3 separate regions of the Homo sapiens genome follow, and all the other regions are linked to region 3. Evidence: chromatin loops called from intact Hi-C (ENCODE). Cell type or tissue: PC-9. All regions are shown on one strand. Links, peaks and the distances in the headings refer to the core of each region. The heading gives the core; the rest is flanking DNA. Region 1 overlaps LOC105379168 (a long non-coding RNA gene). Region 2 overlaps LOC105379168 (a long non-coding RNA gene). Region 3 has its middle 130 kb from the start of SLC12A2.

The links. A loop is a pair of places that touch in the nucleus more often than their neighbours do. Peaks named below come from ENCODE experiments on the same cell type or tissue, not always from the same donor. Only the 100,000 strongest peaks of a DNase experiment are listed, where the experiment ranks them.
Region 1: it touches region 3 in a loop (8-fold over the local background); 5 of 110 quality-filtered maps call a loop at or near these places.
Region 2: it touches region 3 in a loop (10-fold over the local background); 37 of 110 quality-filtered maps call a loop at or near these places.

The regions. Positions count from the first base shown.
Region 1 is chr5:128,901,152-128,912,158 of GRCh38, reverse strand. The region is part of intron 6 of LOC105379168 (a long non-coding RNA gene); the gene reads right to left. Among named protein-coding and RNA genes, the nearest start is that of SLC27A6, 59 kb to the left of the region's middle. In PC-9, for the core only: CTCF peaks have their summits at 6,232 and 6,431 (motif pointing left); a DNase peak (open chromatin) is centred at 6,448.
Region 2 is chr5:128,669,290-128,680,296 of GRCh38, reverse strand. All of the region lies in intron 2 of LOC105379168 (a long non-coding RNA gene), which reads right to left. Among named protein-coding and RNA genes, the nearest start is that of FBN2, 140 kb to the right of the region's middle. RefSeq lists an enhancer at 8,832-9,356. In PC-9, for the core only: CTCF peaks have their summits at 4,931 and 5,204; no DNase peak of the experiment used is centred there.
Region 3 is chr5:128,207,602-128,218,608 of GRCh38, reverse strand. No RefSeq gene overlaps it. Among named protein-coding and RNA genes, the nearest start is that of SLC12A2, 130 kb to the right of the region's middle. In PC-9, for the core only: CTCF peaks have their summits at 4,955 and 5,160 (motif pointing left); a DNase peak (open chromatin) is centred at 5,118.

The sequences.
Region 1 (11,007 bases), core at 2,037-10,036, 690 kb before region 3:
GCATGGGCAAAGATTTTATGATAAAATCACCAAAAGCAATTGCAATAAAAGCAAAAATTGACAAATGGGATCTAATTAAACTAAAGAGCTTCTGCACAGCAAATGAAACTATCATCAGAGTGAACAGACAACCTACAGAATGGGAGAAAAATTTTGCAATCTATCCATCTGACAAAGGCCTAATATCCAGAATCTACAAGGAACATAAGCAAATTCACAAGAAAAAAACAACCCCATTAAAAAGTGGGCAAAGGATATAAACAGATCCTTCTCCAAAAAAGACATACATGCAGCCAACAAACATGAAACACATGAGAAAAAGCTCATCATCAGTGATCATTACAGAAATGCAAATCAAAACCACAATGAGATAACATCTCATGCCAGTCAGAATGGCAATTATTAAAAAGTCAAGAAACAACAGATGCTGGCAATTTTGTGGAGAAATAGCAATGTACACTGTTGGTGGGAGTGTAAATTAGTTAAACCATTGTAGAACATAGTGTGGCAATTCCTCAAAAATTTAAAACCAGAAATACCATTTGACCCAGCAATCCCATTACTGGGTATATACTCAAAGGAATAAAATTATTGTATTATAAAGATACATGCATGCATATGTTCATTGTAGCACTATTCACAATAGCAAATACATGGAATTGACCCAAATGCCCATCAATGATAGACTGGCTAAAGAAAATGTGGTACGTATACACCATGGAATACTATGCAGCCATAAAAAGGAATGAGATCATGTCCTTTGCAGGGACATGGATGAAGCTGGAAGCCATTATCCTCAGTAAAGTAATGCAGGAACAGAAAATCAAATACCGCATGTTCTCATGTAAGTGGGAGCTGAACAATGAGAACACGTGGACACAGGAAGGGGAACAACACTCACTGGGGCCTGCTGGGGGAGGGCAGGGGGAGAGAACATTAGGGAAAAGAGCTAATGCATGATGGGCTTAATACCTAGGAGATGAGTTGTTAGGTGCAGGAACCCACCATGGCACCCATTTAACTATGTAACAAACCTGCATATCCTGCACATGTATCCTGGAACTTTAAAAAAAAAAGACTACCTCAAAAGTTTATAATTTCTTCACTTCCACTACCTATTATTAAAATAAGTTGACAATTAATGAACAAAATGAAAATCTCTGCACTCTTTAATATGCATATCTTAGGTTACTACTAACTCTAAAGATTTCAGTGTTTTTACCGAATGTATGTATTTTCAAATGGATTACTCTTTGCTCATTTTCTGTTGACTTTTAATCATTCCTTATATATGAAGGACATTAATACATTCACCATTGTATGTGTTTAAAATATGTTTTCATTATATGAAGTTTGATTTTGTTTGCGATATTTTTGATGAACACATTTTTATTTGATTAAAGCATATATAAAAATTTAGTATATGTGCCTTCTTCATTACATATTACAAAATACATTTTGTGAAGTTAAAAAAAGAACATCTCCTTAAATGTATAAGTCCTGGTATGTTTGTTAATATCATTGTTACATTCTACCATGTACACTGTGAATATATGTGTTTTTATATGTTTCCTTTTAGTTAAACATTTACTAAATATCACCCTGAGGGACAATGATGGGGATATAAATAGAAATGAAATAAAATAAGACACCTCACATAGCTCACATCAAGTCAGGAAGAGATATAAGCATATGATTGCTTATAATAAAACATCATGAGTGCTATTGTACATGGGGAGTTCTAATGTTTGGTTTGTGATTATCTTTAGCAGATGAGGGAAGTAGAGGAGTGTCAACCTTTTTCACTATCAGAAGTGCTCTATTAAGAGAGCAAAAGCATCCCCCTAATAATTTTTAATATCTCTAGAAGTTAATAGAAAAGCAAAATTCATTGAAGTGGTTTAAGTAGAGAAGTAAAATGATTACATTAATTTACTCTAGAAGATATGTGGAGAATTAATTCCAAATTTAGAGACTAGAAGAAAAGATGTAGGTTAGGAGGCTGGTGCAATAATTCAGACAATGTTATTTGGCCCTTTTGCACTTATTTATAGCATATTCTTTGTATTTTACCATGCTGCATATTTTTCATGCTACAATTTAATTTGTTAAAGCCACTTAAAATATTTTTTGCAAGTATATATATGTATGTATCTATGTACATATAAATATACATATATGCATATAAGCATTAATATTAAGCACCAACACACAATATATAATATATTTAAATATCTTTACTCCTAGTGATATTCTTTTTATTCTAATTATTAAAGACTTAAAATATATTACCTGCAAAAAAGCCAATCCCTGTGTAGCCTCACTGAAATGATATAATGATGAATGAATATGATATATAAGTAATTTTTATTCCTCTCAATAAAATTTCCATGATTTCTTTTAAAAATGCAAAAGTAACAATTTGCTTTTATGGAGCTTATGGTCTAGTAGAGGAAAGAAAACAATAAGCAAAATTAATAAGCAAAGAGGTACCATGTTAGATAGTGATAAGATAATTTATAGAAAAATGAACCAGGGAATGGGGATAGTCATGTTGGAGATTACTAACATTTTAAATAGGGTGGCCAGAGAAAGCCTTTGTGAAAAGCTAAAAATTGAGCATAAGCTTAAAAAATGTGAGAGTCTAGACAAAGCAGTTATCTAGAGAAAGAGTATTCCAGGCAGGTGCAATGACCCTGATGGAGAGGCCTTACTGATATGTTTAAGGAACAACCAGAAGCTCAATACATGAAAGAGAAGAGGAACTAGTGTTTGAGAGAAAAGGGGGGAAAGTGTTCAGGTTGCAGGGAGGCAGTGTTGGGGGTGGCAAATAGAAGGGAGAGAGGATTAATATAAAATGAGACCAATGAACTAAGGAGCATATGCCTATGTTGTAGGGCATTGAGGTCATTTTTGGGGCTTCTACCTTATTTTGAGTGAGAGGGAAAGCCACTGGTGTTTAAGAGCAGAAGAATGATACAATCATACTTGAGTTTTAATGAGGTCACCCAGGATGTTGTATTGAACAGACTAATGGGACAAGGGCAAAATTGGGACACCAGTTAGGAAGCTATTGCACTAATACACTCAAGGAGTGAGCGTATCTTGGACCCAGCTGACAGTAGTGAAGATGGAGAAAAGCAGTAGGAGTTTGGATGTTTTAAGACAATGGAACTGACAGTGTATGCTGATAAATTAGAAGTTCAGGCAAGGCATGGTGGCTCACACCTGTAATCCCAACACTTTGGGAGGCCAAAGTGAGTGGATCTCTTGAGTCTAGGAATTGGAGACTAGCCTGGGCAACATGGCAAAAAATACTAAAAATACAAAAATTTGCTGGATGTGGTGGTGTGTGCCTGTAGTCCCAGCAACCTGGGAGGCTGAGGTAGGAGGAATGCTTGAGCCCAGGGAGGTTGAGTTTGCAGCAAGCTGTGATCACACCCTTGTACTCCAGCCTTGGTGACAGAGTGAGACCTTGTCTTTAAAGAAAAAAAAAGAAAGAAAGAAAAGAAGACAGAGAACTTAAGATGTTAGAGAAAGAAGCAGCCATAGGCAACCCCAAGTCTTTGACCTGAATCATCAGAAAGACAGAATTTCCAGGAGTTCAGTTTTAGCAATGTTAAATTTGAGAAGCCTATGAGACCTTCAAATAGCAATATTGAGGGGGCATTGAGGTCTAGAGTGGAGGGAGAAAGTCTTGACTGGAGATATGAATTTGGAAATCATCACATGGTTTAAAGCCATTAGACTAATTAGATAACCAAGGGAGGGAATATAACTGGAAAGAAAGTCCAATGACTAAGCCCTGTGGTTCTCCAATATTGAACAGTCAGAGAAAAGAAGAGTAACCAGCAAAGGAGGTCTATCTACAGGGAACCAGAAAGAATGGCCAGGACTGTGAGAATGAATTGGGAGTCACTAATACATATATTATGGGTGAAGACCACAAGATTATCCTGGGTTTGGGGTGGGGAGGGTGTATGGAACAAAAGAAGTGGGTTAAGACTGGAAGCTAGAACCCTGGGAGACACCAACTTTTAAGAGAAACAAGTGCAAAAAGAGAAGCAAGCAAAAGAATGGGAGAAAATGTGCTCAGAGAGGCCTATTGACAGCTAGGACAAAGACATGTCATAGACCCAAGCAGAGATCTGCAAGGTAAAATTAAAATTCAATTTCATTTGCAACAAAAGGTCAAGTAAGATGAGGACTGAGAACAGTTCCTCAGATTTGGCAGTTGTGATATTGCTGGTGAGATTTTACAAAGGAATTATGGAAAATTAGGGATGAAGAAAGGGAGACAATGAAGGTAGTAGGTATAGACTATTCTTCTGAATAAATTCATGATGAGAAGGGGAAATAGTTTGGAGGCATCTGAGTAATGTGGAGATTGCTTTGGATAGGAGGCATCTAGAGCATGTTATTAAGAATAAAGAAGCAGATATAGAATGACAAAAGAAGAGAGAGAATGCTGGAGATCGATCTAGTATATGAGCATATTTTCTTACACAGATATATACACATTTTGCCTAAGAATAAATCGATTTAATTTCCACGTTAGAAAATTGAGACTATGATAAATGAGTTGTCCAAGATGACATGGATATTAATATATTTAACCTCTGAATCACTTTGATCTAGTTGATTCTAAGTCAGTCAAGACATTTAATAGCAAAAAGATGATCTGTGAGTGCTTTCAAGTGCAAAAAAGCTAGAATGAGACAAAAGGGTGATATAATTAAATGTGACATATTCTATTTGAGATTTGGCTGGCAGAATTTCCACTCCAAATCAAAAGGTAGCTTGTAAGGCATGATGCACTTCACTTTCCTCTACCTTTGGACAATTCTCCCTCTTCTGTTTCAGGTCAGAATTATTTTGTCTAGTCTATGAACAGAAATATAAACCTGTTTTTTCTAATCATGTCATATCTCCACTATTTTTTTATTTAATAGACAATGATCTTCCTTGATCTTAAAAGCTGAAAAAAGTGGCATGATTTTCTCCTACTGTAAACTATTCCTCAAGCAGATGACACTCTTTCTTTGAGCTGCCAAGTTTGAGATCAGTAAGCAGTTATATCATAAGGTAGGAGACAGTATATGCATTAATTTCTTAAAATATTTTCCCACTTCATTTATGTAAGTTCTTCACCAGGAGAAATGTCAGTCACGAGTTTGTGCCTGTGAAATTTTTTTGTGTTGTACATTTGCTCTGTATTTGCCAGTATGTCTAATAAAAACCAATAAGATTCAAGGAGATAACTTACAGAACCTCAAGCAAGAATTATGATATTTGATTGAGAGAGAAAAGAGAGGCCTTGTGTACCTTGGGAAGTTTTCTTTATTAGAGGTTAGGAATGTTTGGAAAATCATGGCCGCTATTGAAGGGAAAGAACTAGCTTCATTCTCTGTGATCTCAAATCATTAAAAATTAAAGAAATAATTTTATTATTCATATTTGCTTAATTTACATAACCAGAGCTTCACATCTATGTCAGGATATGAGTAAAAGTGATATTATTATCCATATTGACTAAATAGAACCCAAATACCACGAAGTTTGAATGGCAGCATGAGGGTCCTTAGTAGTCGCGTAGAACAGGAATGAGAACTTCTACCTCTCCATCCTTAGGTTAGAGCTCTTTTATTTATGACACTTGTTCTGTTTAAATACACCTACCATCTTGCTACAATTATTTCAATTGTTCCAACCTTTATGGCAATACATACTTTCAACACATGTTTAGTGAATACCCACCAAGTGCAGGCACTATTCTGGAAGTTGGGGATACAACCATGAACAAGCCTGACAAAATCCTTTCTCTTGCAAAGCTTACATATTACTAGGGGAGAACAATAAACAAATAAATAAGTAAAGGTATGGTAGATTGGTTGACAATAATAAATTAGAATCAGGGAGGGAGAGGAATACTAGAGGTACAAATGGTGTTATGATGTCTTTTTTTTTTTTTTTACAGGGCAATCATGGAGGTCTTCATAGAAATGAATTGAGCAGATACCTATGAAACTTGAAAAAGCAATGTGAAATCTAGGGGAAGAACTTTATAGAGGGAACAGCAATTTGAGATTATTTCTCTTGTGAGTCTAAATCGAAAGAGAGGTCAAATAACATTTGTGAGGAAGGATATATCCTCTCATGGGCCTAAAAGTAAATAGGTTTTTTCCCCCCCCGACCAGGTAGCTTAATTTGTAAAAGAACAAATTTTGATCTGATATTATAGAGGGAAAAATACGTGTTGCTCTTGAACTTAAGAAGATGAACAACAACAAAATAAGCAATAATAATAAGCAACAACAAAAAAGCAATAATATAAACTACTTATATTCTAGAAGGTAGAAGGCTACCCTTTAAATCATCCAAAACCCAGAGACATTAAAACTATACACAAATGATTACTGTAAATAGGCACCCTTGCATGTGCTGCCATCTTGTGGTACAGGAGAAAAGTGTTATTATTTGACTGTATTAATGACTACTACCCACGTTCTTAGTTGACCACATCTGTGTCCTGGGAGAGAAAAGTATGCTTTATAACTGATCTTTAAGATTAAATACCTTTGAATTAAATTAACATTGTATAAAGCAACTTAAAAGTGTAAATTATGAAAATAAAGACTTTATCAGCTTGACTGTTTAAAAATTACTTCACAATACATAAATTTTTTTCACAATGCACAATACATAATTTTAAGCTTAATCTCAATATCGTGTAATACCCAACTCAACCTCTTTCTCTACTTAGGCAGATCTTGTCTTTCATTCTTGTTTAATTGCTTTCTATATGTTATACAAGATACACAATGATAGTTTTCACTCTTCCCCAGTCCACTTTTGTACTATTTAGCCCTACATGACTTGAATGGACTGGTTGCCTGGGTAATTATGAGCAGTGTACTTGGAAGAATAGGATTCCTGAGGGGAAGCTTCCCAAGAAAGCGAATTAATCTATCTTGGAAAGTAACTCCCTTGTCTCCTGGAGTGTTAAAGAACATCTCCTATGGTATGTCATTATGACACATTTGTCTTAAGAGAAAAAATGTTTGAGAGATTGCTTTATGGTAACACCTAGTCACAGATTTAACCTTTGCCTCCATCTGAAAGAAAAGTTGGCCAGCAAACCAAAAGTCTGGGAGAAGCCATCAAGAGGTCAAAATTGTGCAAGACTCCTTGTTTACTTGAACCATCTTACAGAGTCATTCCTTCAGATTCACATAATTTTCCCTTAGTTCAACATACAAAGCAAGACATTTAAGTTAAGTCTACTCATCTATATAGCGCTCTGTGTTCCTGCTCACACCTGACCCCAGATCCACCACTTTAAAATATTGTGTGTGTCACTGGGGCCTGTCGGGCAGTGGGGGGCTAGGGGAGGGATAGCATTAGGAGAAATACCTAATGTAGATGATGGGTTGATGGGCGCAGCAGACCACCATGGCACATGTATACCTATGTAACAAACCTGCACATTCTGCACATGTATCCCAGAACTTAAAGTATAACAAAAAAAATTTAAAAAAAAATATATGTGTGTATGTGGTGATGAGGTCTCTCTATGTTGTCCAGGAGATGAGGTCTCTCTGTGTTGACCAGGCTGGTCTTGAACTTCTGGCCTCAAGTGATCCTCCCACCTTGGTCTCCCAAAGTGCTGGGATTACAGGCATAAGCTACCACACACGGCCTCATCATTTTTATTTTGCAATGGATTGCTACATGGTGCATCTTACAGACCAATCTTATGTCATCTACTAGACAGTATTTTTATATTGTCAAAAGGTATTACATTTACGTTTGGTTCTATAATGGTAACTACCCGTTGTTTAACCTTGGTTTCAATTTAAACAGATTTCAGTGTTTATGGCAGAGATGGCCAGCGGGCCTCCTATATCTACTCTTCACTCCTTGTCTGTTAGAAGTAACAGAAATCCCAACATTCACTTGCACACTCAGTGCCCAGAATGAAGAGTGCATTTCCCAGCCTTCTAGACATGGCTATATGACTAAGTTCTAGCCCATGAAAAGGAAGCATAAGTGTTGAGTGATTCCTTCTGGGGGCCTTTATTAAAAGACAGCTTGCACCCTATATGTTTCTTTTTTAAAATATTCGATCTCAAAAAGTAGCATATGAATGGGAGGACTCTATTAGGTAGGAAATAAATCTTACAAAATTTTGAGGATGCAATACATCTAAGTTAAGATTTTAGAAGCCTAATAGATGGGGCACGTCAAGACATTCCCTCCAAAATAAAAAACAAATTCCTTCTTTTTGAAGCCTGGTCCCCTGATGGACTATTCAGCTCCAACCTCCCCGCTGGATCGACTGTGATCTCTGTTGCAAACACCTCTCAGTTCTGCTTCCCTGTCTACCCAATCCTGCTTCCCCAACTCTGTATAGGTGAAAGGAGAGGAGCAGCAGCCCCACCTACCTCCAGTTAAACTCCTTCACACATACTTCTACTTCTGCATTGTTTTTCTTGCAACTCAATCGAAGACACCTCTCAGTGTCTGGCCATCTCCACTCAGATCTACTTGATGTACAAGTTCTTTTGAACCCCACATGGCCTAATGTTAAGCGTGTTTGATGTTGAACTCTAACCCTCCCCTATTTATTTCAGTGTAGTTACATACAGTTATATACACTACACATATGATCCTATACATGCATATGTAGATTTTCAAAAGACTAGAAAACAGAAAAAATATATACAGAATTATCTCTAGATGGTGAATTACTTTTATCATTTTTTACCCATCTTTTTTCTAAAAATAAAATTGATTGTTTTTATAACAATGAAGATAATTTTAAAATAAAACAAAAAACTACACATCTAAATAATAATTACAACAATAACTACCAACCAGGAATACCAAATATGCAAAATAAGTTAGATGAATTTGTAATACCAACTCCATTTTTGGTTACTGATAAGCCCATAATTTATCCCATGTCTATCTCTTTCCTCATGCCAAGCAGAGTAGTGGGAACAATTTTGCGGCACTAGCTAGAAATATTTCAACCCTCAGAAAGAAAGAGAAAGAAAAAAATGGGCTATTTTTGCAATCTCTGTCAAGTGATATTTCTGCTGTAATCTGCTTTGAGTCAAGTAAAAGATAAATACACTGAAAATGTGAAGTGAGAACCACATTGTAACACCTTCACTTAGTATTCTTCCAAGTTAATCGGCATAGATGACCCTTGACAATTTTTTTAGGAGGGGCCTAAGATGGTTTTATTATTATTGGAAACTCTAGAATGAATTGCCGGGTTACCTTTTGCCATTTGAGATTCTGGCTTTCAACCTTAACTTTCCTGAGATAGAATCCATTTAGTAGTGTCTCTCTTCTTTTACCTTCTGGTCCTATTCTACACTGTTTTCCAATTTTTGATGCATTTCTTGGAGGGACAAAAATCTCATAATTCCTTAAAGATTTAAAGCTAATGCTTTTTTAGAGATTTCTTTCTGTAGGGCTACTATCTAGCTGCATAGAGTCAGACCAGTTCTTTCTTAGAGCAGATAACGTTGGCTTTTTCCATTTTTTCTTTTTGAGGCCGGCCTTTTTTTTTTTTTGCATATAGGGATAATCATAAGCCAAAGTCACAATGAGAACACCTACAATGTTCTGTGTGTGTATGTGCATTTGCATGCTTGTGTGTGTGTGCCTGACTTGTGTGAGAAGTCTCTATAGGATTTCATGTGTCTGGCAGACAAGTGGCTTTATCTCTTAACACAATACATTTGTTCTTTCAGCTCTGTAAGTCCAACTTTATTAATGCCACATTTTACAAATTATATCTTTATCCCTCTAAAGTTATAGAAGACTTTAATTTTAAGAATAAATAGAAGGTTCTTAAATAAAAACATTAACTAGTCCTAAAATTATGTGGTCGATTATTAAATAATATTACCACAGCTGAATGCTTTGGAAGATTAACAATGAAGGATATAAAATGTCATATGGCCGTGATATTTATGTATTCATCTTAAGTTGTTTTAATTTTCAGTGTTCCTACGATCATAAGCATGCCTGCACATACTCTTGAATGAGGACTGGATGGTAACCATCCCTGTGAATACCATTCCTTTGTTTTTGTGCTTGTTTGAGCATGATTATCTTCTCACTAAATTCTTGGCTCTGGAGCTAGGAGCTTTGGTTCATATTTTTACTCTATAGCAATTAGTACAGTGCCAGTGTTTTGCACATAGATGATGCTAATCACTATTTGTAGCTATATTAATAGCTAACAGCTATTGATTAATAGGTAAAATATTTATATTGCGATGAAACTCACCATTTATAATTAGTGTTGCCATCTTTGAGTAAGGATAAACAATTGATACTATTTGGTTTAACAGTAAGTGAACGGCTGTGCACCCATATTCTGATGTTAACCTGAGCCTCTTGTGACAATATGTGGTTTTTTAAAAGATGGCTGCAAATTCTTTGACACTTCTCCCATTGAAGCTGAGCACAATGTCCCTTCCCCTTGAATCTGGGCCAGTCTTTGACTGCTGTGATCAAGGAATATTACAGACGCGACACTGAGCTAGTTCTAGGTCTAGCCTAAAAAGGATTGACACATTTCACTTTAGTCTCTGGGAGCCCTGGGCCAGGGCAGTAAGAAATCTGACTAACCTGAGGAAGAGAATGTGTGGAGAAGCCCAGAGGCTACGTTGGAGGGGGAGGAAGAAAGGTAGCCCCAGGAAACAGGAATAAGAGTGAATCCATGTGGACCCTCCAAACCAGAGTGGCTGCCAACTGAATACTACCACGTGACCACAGTGGATGCCACATGCAGTGGAAAAACCTCTCAGCTGAGCACTGCCTGAATTCCCAACGCACAAAACCATGAGATATAATGAGTGAGTTGTTGTAAACCACTACTTTTTGGTATAGTTTCATACCTAGCAATCAATAACCAGAACACTCTACATCTCGGTTTGCCCAGAACTGTACCAGTTTCTGCCAGTTACCTAAGACACCCTGTCA
Region 2 (11,007 bases), core at 1,853-9,852, 460 kb before region 3:
AATAAATAACCATATGTAAAAGGGAGTTTTCCTGCATAGTTTTGGCAGAGGTTCAAAGGCCCAAAGGTAGGTACCACATACCTCCATGTTCGGAACTAAGGTACTACACTACCTATGCAGGATTTGCAAAAACTAACCCTAACTCTTTATGCTTCATGTAGCTGCAGGTAATACAAGAGGTTCAGGGGAAAAGAACATTAACATAAGGTGAGAGAATGCTGCGAGGAGTTCGGGCTGAGGTGTTTTCTTCATTGCTTCAGGTGGGGAAGGGAAGAAGTGGAGCCAAGTGGTAGGGCTACAGGGGATCCACTCAGAGTACTTGCTTGGGAGACACAGGGAAATAGGCTCTATGTCATGACAGAAATACAAAGACCCTGAGTGGCTGGGAGCAGCAATGCAGAGAAAGGGCAGAATTGGGAACAAGATGCTTCTCTGCCAAGATAGGTGAGCAGTCCTTTGAGCCAAAGGGCACCACAGGAGGAAACTGGCCTAGGCTCCCTTTAAAAGGGCTCTGCCCAGTAGTACTATCTGTGAGGAAAGATGTCAGTGAGCAAAATGACCCCCCAAAAAGGTGGACTTCCAAGGCCTGGGGGCCGAGGTGGCTGGCTGTATGAGGGAAGGTGACATTGGATATTTCCAGAAGTGGAACGTTCCTGGAAACCCACAAAAAATGTACCAAGAAGAAAAAGCCCTGGTGAGCCACCAGTACCAAATTTCAACAATACCTGCCAAAGTCTCTTTCACAAATCGCCTTTCCCCCAGCCAGGTGTGAAAGAATCAGAATCTTAGCCAGTAAATTGTGAAGTGCTGGCAAAGCAAGGAGAAAAAAAGACAATGGGCTTTCCAGACTTAAAGCCATTCAAAGCTAGGGCAGAGGGAAGTTCTAAATTACCAAAGAGTTTGCAGTTTTTATTGTTACTCTGGTCTGGACTGTCAAATACAAAACGTATCTGGACTTTGTAAGGAGAGACTTTCTTTCAAAGGATTATTGCAAGGTAAGGAAAGGGACTATTGCAATAGAGGCATGGGATGATTACAGTAGGGAGAACACTCTGACAGTAAGACATGAAAGCACCTCAAGGGTTAGGCAAAGAGTGTATCTGCTATCGGGAGGAGTGGACAGGGCTACAAAGAACTGGTGTTGACAAGTGGATGAAAGAATGGTATGATCAGAGATTGTTTTGCCTTGAAGCCAGCCTACTCTCAGGAGACCTTGTATGTAGCTCAGGCTGGGGAGAGGGGAGCTCAGGGCCCTGGAGGAAAGAGGGAAACTCAACAAAAGTTTGGTTAATAAGTATTTTGTTCTGATTGACCAGTAGGGACAAGTAGTTCAATGAATTATTTCTAAGTCAAAGAATGAGAATTTGCAGTCTGTGTCGTAGGTAAACAAAGAGTCATCGAGTCTTCTCTAAGTCACAGGGGGCAGGGTGGTAATGTCCAAAGAGCTACTTCAGAACACAAAACAGTGGGAGAATTTCTTAACCATCACTGTTTACCAATAGCACAAGACTCAGGTAAAATTCAACATTGTGAGGACTTTGCAGTTTCTGAAATAAGATTGTAGCTATGATTGAAAAGAATCAGAAAGTTTATTAAAATTGCGAAAATTATATCCAAGGGCAAGAAAAACTAGCCCACTGGACATGCTTGAAAGGATGGCAGCTGATTAAATCCCTTTGAGTCCAGCTCATCTGACAGCTACACATGTGAACACCCAGTTGCATGCAAAACTTCAGGGCTTTCTCAGGTCCCAGGCTAAATGAGAATCACTCAGCTAGGAGTTTTAGGGGATCCAGCAAGGGCAAACTGAAGCAGAAGAAGCACCATGCCTACTCAAGCAGCCTTGTTGGTTCTCTGAATCAGATAAATAAGATACGAAGTTTGCCTTTTAGGAGCTTTTACCCCAAGGAGAAATTTAAAAAAAGAAATATAAATAAGTTATTATAATATAATAGAAATGTACAAACACCACAAGAGATGAAGGGATTTAGAGGAAAAAGAAAATTCCCATAACCCAAGAGCTCTGAAAATTCTGAGGAAAGGAGCATGATTTTTTTTTCCCTGGGAGCATCAGGAGAGGTTTTATGAAAGGATAGCCCAAATCTGATGTTGGTCCAGTACAAGATTAGAGAAGACGAAGAAAGAAGATGCCCAGGCATTCCAGGTGAGGTTAACAATATGCACAGGTGGGAGGCAGGGCCTGAAAGGGCCTGTTTGTGGACTTGCAAGTAGTTATGGACACAGGAAAAGAAGATGGGGAGATGGCATTCCCAAGGAGGTGGTAATCCATGAATGCCACACACTAATGCAGTTTCATGCAACTTTCTTTCAGCATGAAAGAATATGCCCCAGAAAATATTTGACAGACAAATGGCATGATCAGATTTGTGCCTCAAGAAAAATAAGTGACATTAATATTTGAAAAGAATTGAAGAGAGAGGCCTGGAGTTAAGATGGGTTGGTGCTATATTTGACACATAAAGTGCATCACTTTTTAACACCTACCTCCTCTTTATAACAAACTTATTTTCAGTAATAAACATAAAATGAGATAAATAAGGACAATGGCTAGAAAAGAAATGGAACCATTAAGATTTTCTTTTCTAAAACTTTACAATGTAATTATACCACTAAAAAAATTAAAAACAAAATCAGTAAAAGAGAGCAATATATAGTATGTATTATGGTATACACTTGTAAATGTCTAAAATATTTTTGGAAAAAGAGAAAAATCTTATACATGCATGTTTATTTGACACAATAATGAATATTAACATTACAGTTTCTGTTAAAAGCCTTGATTTCTGCAACTTTATCAAAATCAATAGTTTTTCATATTCCTGTTCCATAGCAAATATAGCTATATTTATCAATCTCTCTTCATTCAAAGTTGACTAAAGAACATGTTTTGTTAATTTTAAGTTTCAAAATTTTATTTTATCTGAAGCAACCAATATACTACAGGTTGTTTCAAACAGTCTCAGACATAAGTTTGGCAGAGAGTCATAAAAATCCTATTTCACAATAATTTCAGAAAATTTAAATGCAAATAACTCTTAATGGTCATGAAATGGAATTAATTCAAATTCTGCTTTTTTATCTTCACAGACCTTGAGTTATAATTGTTCATTTCAGATCAACTGTTTAAATGCAGGAATAGGTAGTACTACAAGATCGGAATACTTGAATCACGCCTGGAACATGCTTGCATACTTCCAACCTGCTATGTATGTTCTCTGTGGGCAAAGACTGAATCTGTATGTCAGGGGTAAGCTGTATAACTGAAAGTTCTCTGGATTAATGCCTATGTACAATACAGTGTTTATTGAAAGTGTATTCATCAGTTTTCATGTTGCTAATAAAGACATACCTGAGACTGGGTAATTTATACAGGAAATAGTTTTAATGGACTCACAGTTCCACATGGCTGGGGAGGCCTCACGTTCATGGCAGAAGGTAAGGAGGAGCAAGTCATCTCTTACATGAATGGCATCAGGCAAAGTGAGAACTTGTGCAGGGAAACTCCCCATTATAAAGCCATCAGATCTCATGAGACTTATTCACCATCACGAGAACAGTATGAGAAGGACCCACCCCCATGATTCAATTACCTCTCACTAGGTACCTCCCTCAACACATGGGAATTGTGGGAGCTACAATTCAAGATGAGATTTGGGTGGGGACACAGCCAAACCTTATCAAAAGGTAGGTAACATAAATGTGCTGATTTTAAGCTACTATAAATTGATGTTACTGTTGAAACTCAACAACAATAGCAGCTATTCTTTAGAACATATACCAAAAAAGGATTTTTTAGAAGAGAAGCATTTTATCACTGACATTATTTAGGGTTATAAGTGCAGGATATAATAACAAACAAATGTTCTTTCAGTTATTTACACAGTTAACTTTAAATTCTCTGTAATTTAAAATGCACTATTTTATTACCTGTAACCAACGAGATGGTTTCTTCTAGCCTGCCCTTGAATCTTCCACAGAGAAGGGAAAGGAAAATGGTAACTGGCATTTTAAAGTATCAACACTGTGCCAAACAGGGTGTTAGATTCTTTGAAGAGATTATTATTTCTCCTTTTTAAGATGCATATTAAGATCAATTGCCAAAGATCACACAGCAAAGTAAGTGGTGAAACTGGAATTCAAACTGAGGTTTCTCTGACTCCAAAACATATAATATCTTCAATCTACCACATTGTTTCTTTACAGAGGATGGGAGGGAGATAAGTTTAAGGCTGTGGCAAAATTTGGATGAGATGTAATTGAGCTTGGGTTTTGGCAGTGTCAGGGGAATGCAGAGAAAAGCATGGTGGGAGGTCATATTGCAAGACCAGATGGACCAAATCTGGCAACATATTGGATGTGGGAACATGACAGATGATAAAATCCAAGTTTTGAAGCCTGGGGAAAGCACAGACAGGCAACTAAGACACTAACAACTAGCAGTTGCCAAAATCTGACTGAAATTACAGTGAGATATGGAAGTATCTACCGACCAGGACCCTTATTAGAGACCTATATGTGCAGAGTTAACACTTTGATAAGCTGCTTGGTATTGATAGGTAATGTTGTCTATAAACAGTAAATGATCACAAATTGCTTTCTAAGAATGGGGAATTGACTTACTCATAGAACTTTCACTTTGCTGAGTAGGAAATGCAAGTTTGGAGGCAGAGCTGAATTGCTCAGGAGGGCAGAGATGTGGCTAAGGTAGCTATGATCCTCAGTGCCATGCATCATGACTTGCCTTTGTAAGCTCAGTCTCTTTTCTAAATAAAGAATAAAAAATGTTTTTCAAATATAATGGCTTGAAGTGTCACCAAATTACTAGCTTTCAAAGTGCCCCTACATACTATAAGGGTAGTATTGCTTGAAAAATAATTTAGATGATAGATAGACAAACAGACAGTGAGAATAAAGTAGCAGGTTTTCAAGAGCCAATCTGCAGTAATTCATGTAGGCTCACAGCAATTTAGGGCCACTCTGTTCATGCCATTTGGATTAATGGCATTTTTCTCAGGCAACATTAATTCACAGGATACTTCTTTCTGATACTTACATTTCTTTTCTTATGTGGGTGGGATCTTGTTTCTTTTCTTCTTATCTATTATTGCCACTGGCCTTTACTGATAAGAATACAGTAGGTTGTATTTACCTTCCTAGCAATCTACTGGTTGAATTTCCATGGAGCCCCACTAACGACCTGCAGGGAGGAAACTGTACTGACAACAACTGCCACTATGGGGCAGCAGGGAGCTATATCCCTGCATATCTCAGAGTATCATTGATTTCACAGTCCTAGGAGGAAACACACATTCGATAACTAGTTATAGTTTTTTCCCCCCCAATACTTTTATATGGTCGATTCTTATATGATAGGTATGTTTGGCTGCCTCTAAGTCTTTATAAAAAAATATCTATTCCTACTCTACATAAAAAGAAACTTAAATACCTCGAATCTTGGTCTTTAATGACATTTACCAATGTGACTAGATGGTCTGTATCAATCATTCACAGGATCCTGAGAATCATTTAAATTTTGAAAAGTTTACTCTTTCCCACACCTGAAACATCACATTCTACTTTTGGTCAGTAATAGCTAACATTTCTGGAGCTCATATGTGCCACACACAGTTCTAGGCACTTTACATGCATTGGCTTATTTACTCTTCACAACTCTCTGAGGTAGCTTTGGTTTTGAACCTTTTTACATATGAAAAAACTAATTACAGAAGACAAAACAGTCCAAAAAGCATACTATAGCTAACAAGGAAAGCATGGATTTGAACCCAGGTAGTGTTGTTTGGCCCTAGATCCCATGCTCTGAACCAACATTCATTTCACTCATAAAATCTGAGGCAGACTTTCATAATAAAAATATGACTTAAAAATTAAAATGTAATGAACTTCATTGTACCATGAAAGCCTAGAGGGTGTGACAGGTCTACAAAAATCACAAATTCTGAGATGATTCAGCAAGACCCATCTCTAAAATATGGAGCGAACTAAGAAAGACAGGAAGGAAAAAAACTACTTTGAAAGGGTTAAGGATTCCAGAAGGCTGTAATAGCAGGTTTGCAATCAAGGGCCACCATAAAGAAACAGCAGGAGGCGGGGAGGTAATCTTGGTCATGCTGTGAGTGCACAAGTCTTTAGTTTAGAATTGTGTCAAACCACCCAGAAAGCTGTGTTTAAACTTTGTTCCATTTCAGAATGGACATGGTATTTTTTTCTGAAGCCAGAAACTGAAGATCAACTTAAAGCACTTGATTCAATAGAACCTCGCTGAAAAGTTGGAAAGGGTTTTTGCTAAGAGGTTTCAGTCAGGATAAGTCTATTTTTCATCATAAAATAAAATACAAATTATCCATACCATTTAGCAGCAAAAAGCTTTTGAACCCACCTCCCAAGTAAAACCACAACATTCTTCAATTCTGCTTTCTGGTAGGTCAATCAATGTGGCAAAAAAAAAAAAAAAAAAAAAGTACATGTTTAATACCTCAATGTGCCACTGCCTGAGTCCCTTTACCCATTTGGAAGAGAGATTCATTTCGGCTATCCATGCTCTTTTGTTCATGTCTGTGGGCATAACTGGATTTTTTTTCAGGTGCAGGAAAGTGTCTCTGGGGAGCATAGTTTGTGCAATTATGTGTTTCCAAGCAAGAAAGCCAAATTGAGGTTTGGAAGAGCTACACAAAAATGATGTTGGTAATAATTTCCATGGCAAGTTGATCCAATCTGAAAATGGGATTTTATTTTTGTGTATCCTATGTCTTTTAACCAACCTTTCTGAATCCTGATTGATTCATGCAAATCTATGAAAGATCAGGTTTTTTCAGGATGTAGAGTCAGAATAATACTCATTATTTAACCCGCTACAAAGAACACTAATATTTGGCAATTCTGCTCTTACGGAGTATCATTTCTGTTAAATAAGAAAAATCTGAGAAAGGGGAAAATGTAGAGGTTTCCCTATTTCTCCAGGAAATAGACTTCACCCTGAAAGCTGAAATCCTATGCTCATTGTTTTCTACTGAGGACTAGCTGAACAGCAATAGTAGACTTATCTCAGTCACGTGCTGCTATGAGAGTAGCAGCCAAACACCTCTCAGGGGAATCAATATATAAATTTTTGTTTTTAAAAAGTTTTTTTATGACAGCAGACAGCTGCCTTCTGTCTATTTAATAAAGTTGTTTCTATTTAAAGCAAAGATAGAAGTTAGGTAACTATTGAAGAAATTAACTTTCAAAGCACGTTTTCTAATTAACTTTTCTGCTAATGATGACCTGGAGCCTTTTTGTAGATTTGGTTTCATAAGCTTTACTTTATATCTGTCTACCTATGGAAGCATCAATTCTCTTACTCTCTCTGAATGCTAACTGGATCCAATAGTTCCCTAGCTTGTCTCAAACAAACCTGGTTCCCCACAATCCACAATGTCAAGACTGCTAGTTTCTCCCCAGTTTTTCCCCTTGAGCACATCTGACTGGTTTTACAAAGGGAATCACAACACGCTGTCCTTTCTGTCCCAGCTTGCCCAGAGCCCTAAATTTGGGTGAAAGACATTTATTTTACAACTGGAACTGTAAAGAATCCAAACCCTTATTCTTTCTGACTAAACATATTCTTCTCAGATGCATTAAATATTTTCAAATCTCAGTGTGATTATGTTAAAAGAAAAATCATGGAATTTCTCAAAATTGTAAATGTTATTAAGGTGAGATTCTCAGATATGCTCTCATCTGAGATGAAAACAAAACTGAAAGCCCAGGTCCCTTGAAAGAAAAGAATAGCTCCTTTGTATGTGTTCACTGTAAACACACAATAAAGTTCAAAAATGCATCCACAGTCAATGTTTCAACTACGGAGAAACAAAGACTGGAAAGAAAAAACAAGAATTTAATGATGCCTGTAAAAACATCCTATGTGAAAATAATGCCACCCACCATCACTTTTTTCTTTTTTTTTTCTTTTGCTAACTACAGCATAGTTTTTCAAAGAATCTTTGGCATCTCTAGATGATAAATTATGTGAATTATTGTTGGATCAAAATTCCTTTGAAATAACTGCAGGTGTTCAAGATCCTGTCAGAGCAAATGTATTTTAAGTACCCTGAGGACGCTGACATCCAGCCATTTCTCAGCCTTCTTTGAGGTAGAGCTCCTGTTGGGAGTGGCCTGGTTTAAATTGGAGACATATGGAGAGCTACTCAACGAAGACTGGGGAAGTCTATCCAATTGGCATGGAATTAGAATCTGACTCCTTCTGATTTAACTCCATATCTGTGGTTCTTTTTTCTGCTATGTATTCTCCCCTTTATTTCTTAATTCATAGTAAAATGCTTCAGAGATTATCTCATTGCTAGGTTGCGAACTACAGCTTCTTAGGAACATAATTTAGTGGACAGAATTATATTAATTATGATGTGATCTGCATTGGACAACTCATTTATATACATATTTTATTTTCTTTGGGGGTCTTTACAAAAAACAGGTTTAAAGATTTTGGTGTTTTAATTAGTATAAGCAGTAAAACCTAGCAGGTGCTTCTACTTATTAAGAGAATGAATGAATGAATGTTATCTTGTATTTTAAGAGAAAGGTAAGGGAATTAAATATATATAGCAAATTATGAGTCACATGAGCATATTACATGAAGAAATTATGTGTCTCATTAAATTCTTACATAATAATTAGAAGAAAAATATTATTGTTCACACATCGATTAAGAAAATTGAGGGTCAGGAAACAAATTGTACAATATCACACAAATAGTAAGTAACAAGAAAATATTTTTTCCAGCTTCACTTTACTCCGACCAACGACCATTCTCTTTTCATTTTATTTCAAATTTTCCTGCTGAGTAGCTGGGACTACAGATGCACACCACCACACCACTCTATTTTTTTTTTTTTTTTTTTTTGTAGTAGAGACAGGATCTCACTGTCAGGCCTCTGAGCCCAAGCTAAACCATCATATCCCCTGTGACCTGTACACATCCAGATGGCCGGTTCCTGCCTTAACTGATGACATTCCACCACAAAAGAAGCGAAAATGGCCAGTCCTTGCCTTAAGTGATGACATTACCTTGTGAAAGTCCTTTTCCTAGCTCATCCTGGCTCAAACACCTCCCCCACTGAGCACCTTGCGACCCCCACTCCTGCTCGCCAGAGAACAAACCCCCTTTGACTGTAATTTTCCTTTATCTACCCAAATCCTACAAAACGGCCCCAACCTTATCTCCCTTCGCTGACTCTCTTTTTGGACTCAGCCTGCCTGCACCAGGTGAAATAAACAGCCGTGTTGCTCACACAAAGCCTGTTTGGTGGTCTCTTCACAAGGACGCGAGTGAAATTTGGTGCTGTGACTCGGATTCGAACCAACAGGACTTAATTAACCTCACCTTCTAGGTGTACAATAATAGAGTAGAGGCAGCCAAGTAGCAACATATTTCTGAGTTGCAATTCCTTGCCTCCACTGTGAGAGAAACCCCAGCCACATCTCCAGCACACAAGAACTTCCAAACGCCCAAACTGCCGTGGCCAGGCATTCCTCCAGGCCCGCCTCCCCCAGGAGCCTGCCTCCCCCAGGAGCCTGCTACAAGGGCCAGAAATCTGGCCACCAGGCCAAGGAATGCCCACAGCCCGGGATTCCTCCTAAGCCATGTCCCATCTGTGCGGGACCCCACTGAAAATTGGACTGTTCAACTCACCTGGCTCATCTTGGCTCAAAAAGCTCCCCCACCAAGCACCTTGCAACCCCCACTCCTGCCCGCCAGAGAACAAATCCCCTTTGACTGTAATTTTCCTTTATCTACCCAAATCCAATAAAACGGCCCCACCTTTATCTCCCTTCACTGACTCTCTTTTCGGACTCAGCCCGCCTGCACCCAGGTGAAATAAACAGCCTTGTTGCTCACACAAAGCCTGTTTGGTGGTCTCTTCACAGGGACACAAGTGAAACTCACTATGTTGCCCAGGCTGGTCTCCAATTCCTGAGCTCAAGTGATCCTCCCAGCTTGGCCTCTCAAAGTGCTGGGATTACAGACATAAGCCATTGCACCAGGTCTTATTCTTCTTTACCATGTTTTTAATTTTGAATTATGTACTCACATTTGAATGTCTATGTTTTCCCTATGGAAATCCTATCAGTTCTGAGTTAAGGATTTTATTTGCTTCTTTCAAGTGCCTTTAGGCACCTGTATCTCATGTGAATGCTCACCAAAGAGTAACCACAGCAGAGGAAGACTTTACTAATCAAGTGGATAGGATGACTCATACTGTTGATTTAGAACTGGTGGTGGCTTTCCCCAGCCAATCCTGCCATTGCCCAATAAGCTCATGAACAATGTGGCCATGGTGGCAGGAATGGAGTGGATGCACGAGCTGAGCAACATAAACTTTCACTCAGCAAGGTCAACCTGGTTATGCCATCGATGATTTTCCAAACTGCCAGCATCAGAGACCAACATGGAGCCCCCAAGATGGCACCAGTCCCCAGGCTAATCAGCCAGATACCTGACAGGCTGGTTTTATTCAACCTCTTCCATCATAAAAGGGGCAGTATTTTTGTTCTTACTGGAATAGACATTACTCTGGATATAGATCTGCCTTCCCTTTGCATTTCCTGCATACAATACTTCTGCCAAAACTACCATCCATGGACTTACAGAATGCCTCACCTACCATCATAAGCAAATAAGGTATCACTTGAAAATGATACCTTACCACTCTGGCATCATTGAATAAGTATCTTGGTTTAGGATTTCCTTGACTATAAATAAAGAGAAATTATTTCAAACCCAATAACTACACGAGGGCATGCCTTTCCTTTTTAAAAAAAATTCAGGGAAATTTCATTGTTTCCCACACAGAACCCAGGCTGAGATAGAAGATTTTGCTTACTATTGTTCTTTGCTACCATATATTTTCTTCATAGTCCTCCATTTCACAGAGAATGTGGATTTCTAATGATGTTGATATACACGAGACT
Region 3 (11,007 bases), core at 939-8,938:
TCTGATGAGGAGGAGAAAAACCAGTTTGAAAGAAGCCAATGGTGCTTTCTATGGTTAAAATTTCTGTTAAAAGTGCACTCAGGTATGCAAAAAAAATTGTTTTCTGTAACTCAGTTTTTATCTTGAAGCACCATTCTGTGAGATGTAAAGAATTTCACCGTGTCACTTCCAGATACAGTCAGCCACTTTTATGACTTTTGTTAAGTTTTAGGTTTAAATTTGGTCAAATACAAGATTGTGCACATATAGACACAAGATCACCCCCGCAAACTCAGCACCAACACCCTAGCATGGAGATGGAGGAGAGCTGGAGCATACACCCCAGGCTGTGGCATGCTAGAGGAGAGTGGTCCACTTCTTACCTCCAGCTGTCTTGGCTGATTCCCGGCAACAGCTACAACCCTCCTACCATTACCCTTGGCTGCCACCATCCAGTTAATACTTCACATGGCCTTACATGTCCTGGGACTCTGGCCTCCAGTTACCAGGTCCATGCAGGTTATTCTGGGTCCTTCCTCCCTGCCAGCCATGGCCACAGGAGTTGCAGGCTCCTTCTGCTACCTTCTACACCTTAATCAAAGGGCTACCAAAAATTGCAGGTGTTTTCTCATGGCACTTTGGTAGTTGGGGCTGAGCCTCCTGGAGTCCCTTGAACTTCCCTTTGCCTATTTGCCTCATGAAGTACGCACTGGATAGAATGTCCTCTCAAGGCTGCACTCTGGAAATCAGTCACAAGGTCACTTTGCTCTGGGACCACCAAACCCATTGGAGATATTATTATTCCTTCCCAATCTCTAGCCCAGGAGATGTAAGGATAGGCTTGCAGTTCAGAGTACCCCTCCCTTTCAGTCACTACTGTATGCACACTCAACTCTAACTCTCTCACTTTCTTTCTCTCCTTAACAACTTATCCTCCCTAAATCCCCAGCCTGAGAGAATCTTTACCTAATGAGGGTGGTGGATAGGTTGGGTCCTAGTTGGGGCTGGTTGCCTCAATCTCCTAAAATACCTCGACCCAAGGCTTTGAGATTAAAAGTCAGACTTTGCTGTCCTTGTTTCCCAAATCCCTCTTGACACCCCTCCCTATCCTAAGGGACAGTGCCAGGCTGTGGCCTCAGCCCAACTGGCAAGGATACAGCAGTGGAGGGAGCGGGGGAACCCCAGTGAATAGTTTGCATGTCTTCCTGCTGCATTAGTTTTATATGACACACACTCTAGGTGTGACCTGCAATATTCCAGTTTCCAGGAAGATCTGACTGGCCCACAGTCTAATTGCATCTGGCCCTGAATCATCTTCCAGCCACGGGTTTGTGGGCACGAGCTCATCTGAGCGCATTAAAGCTGGCTCAGGAGGCAACGGGCCCAGGCCACAAACCCTTGGCCTGAGTCAAGCTGCTTGGCTCCTACTGGGAGTCTCGGAAACCCAGGCCTTCCTACCCAGCAGGGGAGTGGGAATGGGGAGTGAGAGTGAGGGGAGGTTGATCTCCCATGCGCTGTCCACATCAGGGCAGAAACCCTGCCAGGATCAACAGCGTGGCTCCTGGCAGAGCCCCTGCCCGGTTCCCTCAACACTGTGGACACCAAGGGCCTGTGTTCTCTCCGAGCCGTGGGGTTTGAAAACGACCTCCTGAGGTCTGGCACACAACTGAGTTCTTAGAGGAAAGAGGACAGGGAGGTGACGCCTCACTCCAAGGGGTTATGAAAATGGAGCCGGCTGTTACTCCGTGGGAATGGTGCTACAAAAACATCAGCACACACTCAGTGTTCACTCGGTAAGAGGACTCTACAGCGTGTGACATGACATCTAATCATGGACATGTATTCTCTGAAAAGACCTGTAGACCATCGAATGCAAACCTTTCATTTCACAGAGCAGGAAACTGAAGCAGAGCCCTGTCGAGAGCCCGGCCACAGTGACGCTCCCCTGCTGCTCTGTCCCTTTCTTTGCGTGTGTTTGCCTTCTGCTGAGTTTTAAAAGGCATGTGGGTGAGGTTTGTCTTATTTAGAAAATCAGTCAACCACTGACCTTCAGGACTTACTAGTCTGAAGTCTGGACCAGCCCGGATTGCTGTGTGTGGCCAAACTCAGACAAGGAGCTGGGCCTAGGAATTGGGTCAGGCACGTGTCGGGGCGGGGGGGCTGGTTGCCCTGGTCAAAGTAAATTTGAATTGCTCAGTACCACAACTGAGAGCCTTCCTCTGGACCAGGGTGCTAGGCGGAGCCTGACAAAACTGTGTGTCCCAATAGTGGGTTTCATGGTTTCAATCCAACCAGTCTCCTTGGAAAGGTTTGCACCTGAGCCAAACTTAGAAGTCGAGGGGGAACATGGCGGAGCAAAGACGCTGAGACCTAAGAGTGAAGGGGCAATGGACTCCTGATTATGAGTGGAAACAAGACCAGAGGTGTCTTGGGTCCAGCCAAGTGGTTGAGACACAGAGCCTCACTCTGTGGTTCCCAGGCAGCTCCTGACTTTCTTTCCTCTATACGTAACTGAGGGAACCTCCCTGTAACCCCCTCCACAGAATGCCTCTGTCCCTCACCACAATCATAGCAGCATGATTTTCATGCTTCCAATAACCAAAATGTTAACTCTTGTGACTCTGGGGTTTTGTTTTATTTTAATAACAATCTTTCTAAAAAATACACATACCTTTCCAACTTCTAAAATGCTGAGCCCACAGTTCAGGGGTGATGCTCTCCAGGCCACTTGGTTCATCCCTGGTCTCCTTGGTCTGAGCCATGCCCTACCATTACCTTCTCCCACCCCTCCGCCTCTGCTGAGAGATGTTCTCTTAACTCCTCTCCTTGCCTGCCTTCCTTGTTTTTCCATCTACCACCTCTTGTGACCTCCTTTTCTATAGAGAAAGCTGAACTTCTATACTTCTGATCAAGAGAAAGAAAGTCTCTCAAGAAAACAAGGAGATCCCCAGCCAGGCCCTGTGTGTTGTATACTTTGCCCTGGCCGTCCCCTGCTGTCTCCTTTTCCATAGAGTGGAAAGTCTGCAGGCTCAAGGGAACATAACCACCTGGAGCCCTCACCCCACTCCCCATCTCAAACATGATCCCCACAGTTTCTCACTCCAGTGACCCCACAGCCAGCTTCCTCCCTAGGCCCTTCCTCCAGCAGGCAAATCACAGTGTTAGTATGTACATCCCAAGGGCCAAGGGGTAGGAGGCAGGGGGCACTCATTTGTGAGGGGCATGGACAGAGCCTGGACATATGGCCTGGGTGTCTGCACACATGCATGTAAGACCTCTTGGGCAGCTGGGAGGCAGTTCTTCCTGCGTGTTCATGCTGTGGGGTAGAACCTTGAGGGTTCTGGGGACCCACATTCTTCCCAGGCCATCAGGAAGGCATATTTTTCAACTTAGGAGGATAGAACATATTTCATTCAACAGTTTTTAGCTTGACTTCTTACTTTAAAATGATAAATTATTATACAGGGCCTCCATTTATAACTCTTGTTCCAGACCTTGAAAAGCTGAGGGATAGGCCTGGGCTCATGTGTCAGATTTGGGATTTTATTCACCTAAGTTTGTCCTGTGTTTTCTCGTAAAGACTCACAATCCTGAAATGAATTAAAGGAGATGTGGAGCAGTTTGGTTGGCCTGGACTTAAGATTAAAAGGCACATGCAAACTTTACCTGGGAAAAATTTGCAGCCTCTCCAGTTTATATCTAAGTTCTCAAAGAAAAGATGTTTGTAGACTTTTTCTGTGTCTCCAATTCATCAAACCTAAGTTGTCAAAGTCAAGATATTTCAAAAACAACTTTTAAAGGACTTTTTTATCCTTTGATTGTTGAGCTTATCTGAAGTATAACTTCACAAGTATATACTCAGGGAATTATTTCTGTCCTATTGATAATTTAGAAGGATTTGATTGGCTCTACTGAGTAGTCCTTGATAGGGCACATACATTCTGTACTGCAGAGACTGGGTAAGTTTCCTTGTACTGGTTCTGGATATGAGTTTATCCACCGTCACCCATGACCTCCCAGTGGAAGGGAATCCTGATAGTTTCTAATGCCATACGTTGTTATGGACATAAAATAAATAACAATTTGCCAATAAAAAAAATTATTGCCTAGTGTCACTATGGGAAAACTATTTCTGTGACATTAACTTAAGGGTAGAATAGCTAAGAAAAACTTTTATTGATTTATGAGATGAAAGTTTATGAAAACTAGTTTTTATGCCTGAAAGCTCTTTTGAATTTGCAATAATGTTACTAACAGGTAAGCAGACCTTTGGAATCCATATGCCATATTTTAAAATCACACACATGCACACACTTGATCTGATTATTTGGGGTAAGATAAAGGAAGCTCTAAAAAGAAAAAGGTATTTCCTCTGACCCTAGAAGGCTTCCTTCTTCCCCATTTCTTAAATTTATATATCTCGTGTAGATTTTGAAGGTTCATTCTGAAAACTAAACTTGTCTTTATCTTGACTGGCTTTAGAAAAGCGAAAAATTTTATATTTCGAGGAGCCAAGCAGGCTCGAAATTGATTTCTGGCCAACCCACTGACTAACTGGAACCTCAGGAAAAGAATTTAAACTTCCTGAAAGTCAGTGACGTCATCTGTAAAATGGGGGTATTGATACCTGTCTCACAGGTTTCTCTAAGAATTAAGTAGTAGCAGCCATACAAAGTACTTGGCACAGTGCCTGGCTCACAGTGACACTTGATCATGTATCTATAATATTATTGCCATTGCTTTTTCATGATTAGTTCCTGAGACTTGCTGTTGTTAAAGTGTATTAACTTTGCAATTTCTCTACCATTTCTTTCAAACAAATACTTGGATAAAAACTGATAATTTTTCAAACATATCTTTGAAATCTTTCAAACAAATACTTGGATAAAAACTGCAATTTGTCTACCATTTCTTTCAAACAAATACTTGGATAAAAACTGATAATTTGATAGATTCTTGTCAGTGCCTGCCTGCCTCCTCAGATGAGTATATTGGTGGGCCAGAGCAAATGGCCTTGGATTAGCATCCGCTCCTTCCCCACACCTACTCAGGCCAAACAGCCTCAACACTACATTGCTAACACAACAGAATCAACATTTCAGCCCCGAATTTTCAATGTTTGCCACAGTTCACCCGCTTCCAACAGCAGTTTCCTCAAAAACAAGGGCAACATCGCCATCTACTGTTGCCACACAATCACTGAAGAGAAAATTGCTTGCTCTTAACAAAGTAAAGAAACTGGGAACATTTTTGTTTGATACCTTATAAAATCATTCCATTTCTACTTCAGCTACCAGAAGAAGCCCTATTTTTACAGAGGTTCACTGTTTGAACACCTCTTGGTGGGACCTGAAAGTGGCTTGAGAGTGAGCATGGGCCCTGGCTGCATTTAGTCAAATTTCTTCTCCCAAATTTTGTATCATGTGTATCTTCGAACTTTCACCCTCAACTTATTTATACTTAAAAATGACTGATGGGTGGCAATTTGTGTGTGGTTTGGCATCTCCACTGTGCAAATTGGATGGGCAGTGGGTTCAGAGAAGTGGGGGAATAGTGAGAAATAGTGAGGCCAATCTTTCCGGTTACTGCTCTAAGGGGTTATCCTGGCTTATCACATTCACATAAGAGCCTGTGAGAGTGAAGTCCACTCCCTAGATCAGTGCCCTTGTGCCTCACCACCAAGTCTTAAACCTGTCCCCACCCCACAGACAGCTGACAGCAGTGTCATCTAAATGTAATTTTTGCCCTCTGCCTCAACTGTGATTTATTACTGCGTGCTAACAAATGGCCATCCAAAGCTTTTAACTGTAAAGTGGTTTTGGAAGCAGTTTGTATGAAGGAAACTTTGCAAAAGCAAGCCCTAAGTACTGAACCATGTTGGAGAAGAGGTGCCCTTTTGTACATCACTTTTGTGCACATTCTTGTCTGGCTTTTTATTTTTCCATCACCTCACTCGGCACAGGAAAGCATCTTTCATCTTGGTGTGGCTGTCTTCCACACTGCAGTATTAGTTCAGTCTCTGGTGGACTATTCTGGCCTCTGGGTGTGTGCCTCAGATGCTAAGCAAAACTGTAAGACTGCTGTGTAATAAGTTGGGAGGTGACAGTTCATTTTGCACAGACAATAATATAAAGTGCCTTTACGTCATACCAGAATTAGCTGCACACTCCCTCACAAAGAACAAGGCCCCCTTTTCATGTCCCAGGCAGGAAGCAAAGTGACTTAGAACAAGTGGGATTTTTTTACATCTTTGAAAGTGTTTGTCTCCACCACAGGACCGGATGCCAGACCTTAGATTCCAGCTCCTTTCGGGGTCATTTCCCTCTTGGAATCAGGATCAAGGTGGGCAGAGCCTACGGTCAGGCCACAGTACACTCTTGGGAGAGGCAGCTTGGATTACTTTAGCACAAGGGACTTTCCAAAACCAAAGTTATTAGGAAAAGCAGAATGGAGAATATTTGGAAAAAATGCTGTTAACACCTGATCCACACGTTCTTTCCTTCCCCTGTGCTGCTCATAATCACTTACAGACGCTGAGGTGTGTAGGAACGGACAGGCAACCTCAGCCTGCAGAGACCCCAAGACATGACAACATGGAAGCCTCACCTCGGATACCGTTTCTGGTTTGATTCTAATTATACATTTAAATTTCAGGGGAAACTTTAACAAGAAAAAACATAACCCCACTAGTGTTTTCTTTTTTGCATGCTTCGTTGTAGTATTTTGCTCTTTCTTTCAATTACACAGACCTGTTAAAATTTGTTACTATGATTTTAGACTTGTCTGTTTCTCCTGGTAGGTCTGTCAACTTTCCTTTATATATTGTGAGACTGTATAATAAATGCATGTAAATTTTTTATCTATTTTCTTTTTTATGGGAGGTTTTTTTATTTTCCAGCTTTATTTAGGTGTAACTGACAAAATTGTATTACTGTTAGGTGTACAGTGTGATGATTTAATATGTGTATATATTGCAAGATAATTATTGCAATCAAGTTAGCTAGCTATCTCTTCACCTAGTTATTTTTTTTGTATAACATTTAAGAGCTACTCTTTTAGCAAAATTCAAGTGTACAACACAGTATTGTTATAGTCACTATGCTGTACATTAGATCCCCAGAACTTAAAACTGAAAGTTTGTACCCTTTAACCATTATTTCCCCATCTCCCCCACCCCCCAGCCCCTGGCAACCACTATTCTATGATCCATTTCTATGAGTTTAGCTTTTTTTAGATTCTGCATATAAGTGAAATCATACAGTATTTGCCTTTCTTTGTCTTACTTAATTCACTTAGCCTAACACCCTCAGGTTCATCCATGTTGTCGCAAATGGCAGGATTTGCTTCCTTTTTAAGGTGAAATAATATTTCATTGTATATACATATACAACACAATTTCTTTATCCATTCATTGTCAATGGACACTTAGGTCTTTTTCATATCTTGGCTATTAGCTGCAATGAACATGAGAGTGCAGATATCTCTTGGAAATACTGATTTCATTTCCTCTATCATACATGCTATTAAATGCATGCAAATCTTAAGTTATTTTATCTCTCCCTTAAACCTTTTATCATTCAAGAGCAACTTTATTTTTAAGTAATGCTTTATGCCTGAAAGTTTCTTTTGTCTGATATTAATATAGACCACACCAGTCTTCTTTTCTTTATACTTTTATCAGGTATACTCTTTCATCATTTTAATCTCAACTATTTATCATTAATATTATTTAGATGTATCTAAATATAATCATTTTATGTATTTTTATTATATATATAATTATATATATTTATATATAATTATATATTTTATATATTAAAATATATATAATTTTATAAATATATAAATTTATATAAATAAATCTATATAATAAAATAATATAAATATTATTTAGATGTATCTAAATTATGTTATTTAGATGTATAATATATAGATTTAATATATAAATAATATAAATATATTTATATTATTTAGATGTATCTAAATATTTATATTTAGATGTATTCATATTCATATTATCTAGATTTATCTCTTGTTAAACAACATATGGTTGGGTTTTTTTTTGTTTTTCTAAACAAGCATTCTTTTTTCTTTTAACTGGAGGATATGACCCATATGGCTTTAGTGTAATTACAATTTTGTATTTTGTTTGTTCCTTCCATATTTCCTTTTTGGAGATTGCTTGAGAATTTTTTACCTTTTTCCTTCTCTTAATTTGGAAGATATCCTTTTTTTCCTCCCCCTAGAGACAGGTTTCACTCTGTTGCCCAAGATGGAGTACAGTGGCTCAATCATAGCTCACTACAGCCTTGATCTCCTAGGCTCAAGAAATCCCCCTGCCTTAGCCTCCTCAGTAGCTAGAACTATAGGCACAAGCCACCATGCCTGGCTCAATTTTTTTTCTTTCTTTCCTTTTTTTTTTTTTAACTTTCTCGTAGAGATAGGGTCTTGTTATATTGCCCAGGCTGGCCTTGAATTCCTGGCCTCAAGTGATCCTCCCACCTCAGCCTCCTAAGTAGCTGGGATTACAGGCATGAGCCATCATGCCCAGTCAAATTTATATTTTAGTCATTGATTTAATTCTTACTTTCTAAAAAATCCACATAAGAAATTATTGCTAGTTAGGGTCAATACTTAGTAAGTTTTACCCATATATTAGCCATTTTCTTTTTTCTTTATTTATTGTTATATCTAAGCCATTCTTTCTGAATTTAATGTATTTCTATTCTCAAGAACAACCTTTAGGATTTTCTTTTTTGAGGATTGCTGGTGAAGAACTCAATTGTTTTTGAGCATGCCATGAACTTTAATCTCCTGTTCTATGTGCCCTTTGAGGTTCAGAAAAAATTCCAGGAGCAAAGATTATTGGATAAAAACACTTTTGTTTACAGGGCCACCATTTACATTGCGGAGTTGCGCTCCCTGAAATACTGTCAGTAGACATTCATTAGTATTGTCATATCACTTCCTAAGCTGTTGTAGAAATAAGTCAGATTCACTACAAACACATTAGTATATATTATCATGTTATGATGTTTCTTTAGTTGTAAGTGGCACCTCAAATTTGCTTTAATTTGTATGTTTTTGAATTTGTGTTTGTGAACATTTTTTTCCTGGATGCTTTCATTTGCTTTCTTGTATAAATACATTTGTAATTTTTTGAGGGATTTTATTGACTCAGCCTTTGGTAATCTCTCAAGAAACTGGCCACTATTACCTGGGATAGACATTTCCCAAAGGCCAAATAAACTTTTATAGAAACCGGGTCTCCCTATATTGCCCGGGCTGGTTTTGAACTCCTGGGCTCAAGCAATCCTCCCACCCTGGCCTCCCAAAATGCTGGGATTACAGGTGTAAGCCACTGCACCTGGTCCCAAATAAACTCTTAATCAGTACTCAGGGCTTCAGCTAGAAGAGGCAAGAAATAATTTTTTCCTCATCTTTAAAGCAAAACCAGGTAGACACATAAATGGAAAAGCAACCACAAAACTACCCTTCGTTGTCAGTATCGTTGTGGTAAACAGACCCATGAGCATAGCAAAGTTGATTACAGATTCATTTTAACACAATTCATTAAGAATCAGTGATGTGTAAGGAACTGTTCCAAGGCAATAGGGAGGAAAGGAGCTTATTCTCTTGGGTATGTGGCAGGAGGAAGGGGAAAAATTACCTGAAATAAGAACAGAGCTGTTTTCTAGCTCTTCATTCAGCTCCATGGGATACAAGAAAGGGAAAGGGGAAGAATAGAGCATAAGACCAACTCTTTGCTCTAACCAAGCTGGCTGCCTCTCCTGGCTGGAGAAGGAGAGAATTCCCTACTGGTGGCAGGTGGGGTCTAAGTTGTTCTGAGCCTTTGTTCTGGTCAAGTTGTACTGGAGAGCAGTAGGGCTGTCCTCCACAGAACTCTTGATGGGAGCAGACTAGGAAAGCACTTCAGCTTGGTGGGCCTTGCTGGAAGCTTTTTACCCACTCAGTTGGGTGTCACTGTGACATTGGACAGTGATAGTATGGAGTGTGTACTATATTTGTCAGCTTTTGGACTGAGCATGGGTATCTTTCTTACCTCAGCCTCCTGTTCTGAACTCCAGGCCTCTGCATGTAGTAGACAGTCTATCTCAATACTGCAGATCATTGTCTTCTGAATGCCAGCTTAACTTTCAACTTGGGTTTAATATTTTTATCTATGCCCTCTCTGCCATCATCTTAGGTTTATAGAGGTGAATATATGTGCACATGTTTCTAAATACAAAAACTTCTTTATAATCTTTTTTTGCAGTTTAAAAAATGTATTTTTATTGGTACATAGTAATTTTACATATTCATGGGGTAGATATGATATTTCAATATATGCATACAATGTGTAATGATCAAATCAGGGTATTTAGAATATGACATCCAACATGTATCATTTCTTTGTGTTATAATCTTCATATGCAATAATCAATAATCATAAACAGGATTTCTAGTTCTCAAACGGGCATGGAATCATTACAAAATGTTATTAGTTGTAATAGGTGAGGCTTCTAATGAATGAGGAATTTCCTAATCTCTCTCAACCACAGATTATTATGAAATGGAGTACAGGCTTCCACCTCCATCACTGACACTCCTTCTTTTGGTGAACCACAAGAAGATTGGCATTCTGGTTGTGAGCCCTGCCCATCACAGGAGATCTGGCAACCAAAAAACAGGTACTATTGGTACTGCCTACTGTCTCCCATCACTATCTGCTATAAGTAAGAACTAAAAGAAAACACATTTATTTTTTAAATGGAGCAATTTCAGTTTGATTGAATTAAGAGCTAGATGGAGAGTTTTGGATCCATTCTTCCTTTTCGTGTTGACAGACACTGTTAATACATACAATGATATTTATCATAGTCCTACTGAAGCATGAAAATATGGTTGAAACAGTTTTTAAACTAAAAAATGATGACCTACAGCAGAGTGCAATTACAAAGAAAGTTTTCAATATTCGGGCCAAGTAATGGCCTTCCCTCCTTGGCCTTAATTCCCATGTTTAGAAAT